2 separate regions of the Homo sapiens genome follow, and region 1 is linked to region 2. Evidence: read pairs that join two places in POLR2A ChIA-PET (ENCODE). Cell type or tissue: A673. All regions are shown on one strand. Each heading gives the region's core, and the rest is flanking DNA. Links, peaks and the distances in the headings are about the cores only.

The links. ChIA-PET counts read pairs that join two places held together with the same protein. Peaks named below come from ENCODE experiments on the same cell type or tissue, not always from the same donor. Only the 100,000 strongest peaks of a DNase experiment are listed, where the experiment ranks them.
Region 1: POLR2A ChIA-PET joins it to region 2 with 8 read pairs; 2 of 35 experiments call an interaction of 5 or more read pairs at or near these places.

The regions. Positions count from the first base shown.
Region 1 is chrX:24,962,363-24,965,193 of GRCh38, forward strand. All of the region lies in intron 36 of POLA1 (DNA polymerase alpha 1, catalytic subunit), which reads left to right. Among named protein-coding and RNA genes, the nearest start is that of ARX, 52 kb to the right of the region's middle. In A673, for the core only: no CTCF peak of the experiment used is centred there; a DNase peak (open chromatin) is centred at 1,709.
Region 2 is chrX:25,064,801-25,067,631 of GRCh38, forward strand. No RefSeq gene overlaps it. Among named protein-coding and RNA genes, the nearest start is that of ARX, 50 kb to the left of the region's middle. In A673, for the core only: a CTCF peak has its summit at 2,655; DNase peaks (open chromatin) are centred at 753, 1,511, 2,361 and 2,651; H3K4me3 peaks cover 605 bases; H3K27ac peaks cover 2,500 bases.

The DNA.
Region 1 (2,831 bases), core at 281-2,780, 100 kb before region 2:
TGATTATAAATACCATTAAACAGATATCGCATTAACTTGGGCAAATTTCTTTTGATTACAGAACAGCTTAAATCTTTATTATAAATAGGTGTGGAATGAATAGCTGATAATCATAACTAATATTTTATTGAGTGTTTACTATATGTTTTAGGCATCACAGTAAGGATAAGGACTTTGCGTACATTTTGTTTAACCTTTAAAAACTAAAACTCTGAGGTTGGTACTATAATTATTATTAGAAGAGAGGAAACTAAGGCTTGGAGAGGTTGAATAGCTTACTTGGTAAATGGCATATCCAGACCTTCCACTCAGGATTGCGGGACTCCAATGCTCTTCACTATTCCATCTCCTTATATAATATGCTGCAGATTCATAGGACTGTTCGTGTTTGCTCAGCCTTTGCACTTGTTACTAATGTGGGCTGGTTATCTATTCAAAACTTTCAACATGACTTGTGAGATGGATATAATTATTTTAAAAGTCTGCAAGAGTTTCCTTCTAAGCTATTAATAGTTTTAATTTTGAATATATATAATGGGTAACCCCATGAAATCTCACTACTATATAAGAATGGTCCCAATTTAGTTATTCTCCTCTCCCTTCAATGACATAAAATCAACATATCCTCTTAGATTAAATAATAGTAATAACAACTTTCAGGGTCATCTTAGTTCTTTGAACTGTGGGTTTTATTAAGGAATAGTAGAATCTGTGCATATTTAAAATAATCATTTTGTACTGAAAACTGACCCCAAAACATACACATAGAAAGGCCTGATTAATAACAAACATTATTATGAAGTGTTTTAGGTGGGAGGCATTCAGTTCTAAAGATTATATACAAAATAAACCTGAACCTAGATGACCTTCAGTAAAATATCAGCATATTAATATGCCAAGAAACTCAATGGCATGTCTGATTCCAATTCATCGTGATGAAGAAAGAGCCATCTTGCCCCAACTCTTGCTCAGAGCAGTCGCACAGGATTGTAAGTGATCGTCTTAAAAGACTCTTTGTCTCACCTTTGTCAAAATCCTCTTTCAGGGGTTACAGCCGGTAGAGAACCCATAGGTTTGGGGGTCAGAAAACCTGGGTTCCTGTTGTAGAGTTTCTATGAAGTCTCCAGAAGATTACTGTGCTGTGAGTTTTCCAGTCTTAAAATAGGGACAAAAACTCATTTTTCAGCATTTCTCAAAGAGATATTGCAGAATCAGTAATAACTTGGTAATGTTTTAGTAATGCCTGTCCTTTAAAGAGTAAGTATGTAGACTAAATAAGATACATGTACATAGTTGAAATCCAGTAAATGCCACTCATTTGATATATTATGGTAAGTCTACAATAATACAGAACTCTTATTTGTAATCATATAAGGCATCTATAGAATGTTTTAAAAAATTCCTTAAAAACAAAAGGCAACATATACTATGTCAGCAAAATCCCATTTTTAACCACTTAGAAATAAGTTATACCTAATTTTTCCCCCAAACTAATAACTCCCTGCCAGTCTGTTTTGGCAGCGTAGAAGTTGTTTTCAAATCACTAAAACCCTCATGACCTAAAAGTTGTGAAATTTGAAGGAGTTTGTGCTGCCGTTACTCTTAAGTTTTTCCCTAGGTGCTAATTGAGTCAAGTTTGTTCTGCATTATGATCTAATGCAGGCACAATCAAGGATCAGATGTCAGGGTGTCAGATAGCAGGAAGTGCTGATTGGTGGGAAGCTGGGGAATGCAAGCTCTACCCAAAGGCATTAAAATTCTTGAAAAATAGTTGAACACCATTAGCTATACAGACACACCTTCTAGCTAGATTCTACTGAAGATCCACCAATTCACAGACTTTCAGCTAATAAATGTCTTATGATAATTAATTCTACCCCCAGAAGGGAAATAGTCATATGCCACTTCATGCTTTTTAATAAGTTGATTGTATGTAAAGATTTGAGTTTACCAGGAAGTTTACAAAGTAAATTATAGTTATTAGAGTTCAAATAAAAATGTTTTTATGACAAACAACTAAAGAGTGAATTCTCTACATGAATTCTGATGTTCTTATATACATCCTAGAAATCTTGAATTGTATAAAATGTTATCCTGACATTTATGTCTTAATTTAGCTTACTGCCTTGCGCAGAGCACACAAGAAGTATTGAAATTAGGTAGCTGACACCAAATAAATACTTAAGGCTCTTTATAATACGTTATTAGGGAATCTGTAATTTCAAGTTATGGACCATATTAATAAATACTGCGTATTTTGAAAGGCACTTGACACCAGTCACATTCACCTAGAGTAATTCTGAGTAGTTCCTCACAGATTCCATGGGGAAAAACATATGGTTCAAGTCTCATAATTCCATAGGCAATTAATATATCAATAAAAGAGCATAACATTTGTAGCTGTCCTCAGCCAAGTACCTACTATGTGCCGGACACAGTACAGGCCCTTTTTATGCATTTTGTCTCAATTTACTCCTGATGCTAATTCTGGGAGGCATTATTGCTATTTCACCAATTGCAGATAGAGAGTCTCAGTGAGATTCCCATGAAGATGGTAAGAAACCTTTCTGCTGCTAAATCCTGTGCTGGTAAGCTATCTATACCATATATCTATAGTTTAAAAAATCAATAAGGACATCGGTGAATGGACTGCAGCAATTAAACGAACCTAGTTAACCTTGTAAATCCCCCTATATCAGATCACTATAGGGAAGGAAGGGCTCGATACCTTAAAATTCCCAGTAGAGGGTGTATGCCCCCATTGACCAATCTGACTGGATGTCAAACTTTGGTATCCGTTGTACACTGTGTGCAGAATCAGTATGTGCTAG
Region 2 (2,831 bases), core at 180-2,679:
CCTGGTTCCTTTTAGTGGGAATTAGTATTTAGTAATCACAATCTGGGTCATGGGGTGCTCATTACTATTAGGCTAGCTCTTCTTATTTAATAATACATTCTTCTTTCTAGTTATAAAGATAATACATATTCACTCTATAACATTTGGAAGATACCAAAAATAATAGAGACTATCACTGTTTATATTTTGGTGTACCACATATGCCCATATATGAGTGAGGTTTTCTCCTGAAATTATCCCTCAGAAAAGAAGGCATCACTTTATATGTGAGTTCTTATAAAACCTCTTTCATTATGGGATGACCTCTATTTGGGCAAGACATATTAGTTTGAAATGATCTTAACTCCTGAGAGTTTTGGATGTTTATAGAAGTCACCTTGGAGCTCCAGTGGCACAATCGGTTAGTGCGTGGTGCTTCTACAGAAGTCACCTGATAAAATTTGTAGAATGGAGGCAAAAAAATTTAGCACGGATTCAGTAATTAGGCCTGGGTATATGACCTCACATTGCCAAATACTGAATGATGTTATAAATGAACCCTTTAAAAATAATCTTTTTTTCTAGGGCAGAAAGCATTAAGTATACATGTACATGATGAATGAAAAATCCAATATTCTCATGTTATGGAGATGGACACTTTTAGTTGGGATAAAATTTCTAGTGACAGCATCATACACAGGTTCAAATAATTATGTATCTCAGACAGAATGGATTTGATGGAGATGCAGACTCTAGAGAACTGTGGGCTTCAAACTTATTTACTTGTCAAGCCACTGAGAGAATTTTGAAAAGCAATATACTTTCTCATACTTTAAATTGGTATTTAAAGTTTTAATCACAAGGTTAAGTGGTTACAGAGGATGCAATTCTAGCATATTGTAAATATTGACATTTCAGAATAAAACTGCTTCAAATGCTTGCCACTCTTGGGAAAAAAATAGAATAAAACTGCTATGTCAGTCTTTAAATTTGTTTAAGGAAATCTAAATTCTATAATGATTCAATAAACCCATCTTCCCCTAAAAAAGCTCACAAATTATTTTAAAAATTTATGTTGTTATAATTTTCTATGTAATAATAATTACATTTCATTTTCCTCACAGAATTTTATCCTAACACAGGGAAGTCTCTCTATCATATTTCTTGGCAACAAATTGTACGTGTGCATGTGTGTGTATTTGAAATGTGAAAAAATTTTCCCCGTGATCATAAGGCATGTTACCAAATTGATCCCAGATAGAGTTACACAGTGGATCAAATTATACAATTGATCAAATTACAAATATTTGACAAATTTTGGTAAATGTTTATCAAACTTAAAAAATTATATTGGAAAAGAATCTCTCAATGAGATAGATGAGACCTTTTCTCCTTAATTGATGTATTAAAAGTAAATATTATTCATTGCCAGAATGAGACTGCATTTGGCATCAGTTATATTACTAGTTTCCTTCCTTCCTTCCTTCCTTCCTTCCTTCCTTCCTTCCTTCCTTCCTTCCTCTCCCTCCCTCCCTCCCTCTCTCTCTCTCTCTTCTTTTTAAGAGACAGAGTCCTGCTCTGTCACCTAGGCTGCTCACTGCAGTGTTGATCGCTGAGGCTCAAGCAATCCTTCCACCCCAGCCTCCTGAGTAGCTGGGACTACAGGTGTGCACCAGCACGCCCAGCTAATTTCTTTTTTTGTGGAAGCGGGGTCTTGCTATGTTGCCTAGACTGGTCTTGAACTCCTGGCCTCAAGCCATCCTCCTGCCTTAGCCTTCCAAAGTGCCACCACACCCGGCCACTTATTTTCATTTTCTGTAAATGGAAGTTCTGAGAAAACTTGTTTATATAAACAGAAAGTTGGAAATGGAAAGAGTTTTGTTTATAGCTATGTCACTTAAGTCTTTGAATTTTCTCCCAGTTAGATGCCAAAAATCACATGATAATCTATCATCAGAAATTATTTTTAATCGTCTGTTAGCTGACAACTCAATTTGGTCTTCCTTCAATTTTGTTGAAAGCAAAGACTTAGAAACCACCTTAAGTGCAAAAAAATTTGTTATGTAGTCATTAAGGTCTTTCACCTTCTCGACACTGATGCCGGTACCGTATTTGGAATTAACCCTTTGTTTGGCACCCTGGAGGTTTTTACATGCTTGTACAACATCCTATGGTAAAGGTAGAAAGGGGAGACTATGAAAGGGGAGGCAGACATGAGAACCTGCTCCTCTATCATAAATGTACTTTCAGGAGGTCGGTTTTTGGAAAAGAGTCTATAAATTTGAGGATCTGGGGACAGATTCTTTTAAAACTGTCACCAATGTACCACTTGGAAAACCTTTACTGTACTCCCAAGTGTATGCATTAACCCAGCTGGAGATTCTAGAATCTCGCTGTGAAAAGACTCAGAACATGATTCTGGTGATCACAAGCATGTAAGGAATGAGGATAGCATTATTTTATGCAATGTGAATGGGGGAAAAGAGAAATATTTTGAAATTAACATTCAGTTTATATTATATGTGATATTAAATAAGTATGTATAATTAATAATTAAATACTATAAGTAGATATTTGGCTATTTCATCCACATCCATAAGGGTTTAGATTATTATATAAGCTTGACAAAATGATTTTTGAGGGCAAACTTCACATTGATCCATACTTGGGTTGTTTCCACCTTTTGGCTATTGTGAGTACTGCTGCTATGAACACGGGTATACAAATATCTCTTTGAGATCATGCTTTCAGTAGCCGATTTACTTTTGTATTTTGCTTTGGCTGTATAATGTAAAAAATTTTAACTCATACGGATAAATAGTTGCAAATGGTAACAATTTGTAATAGCTCAC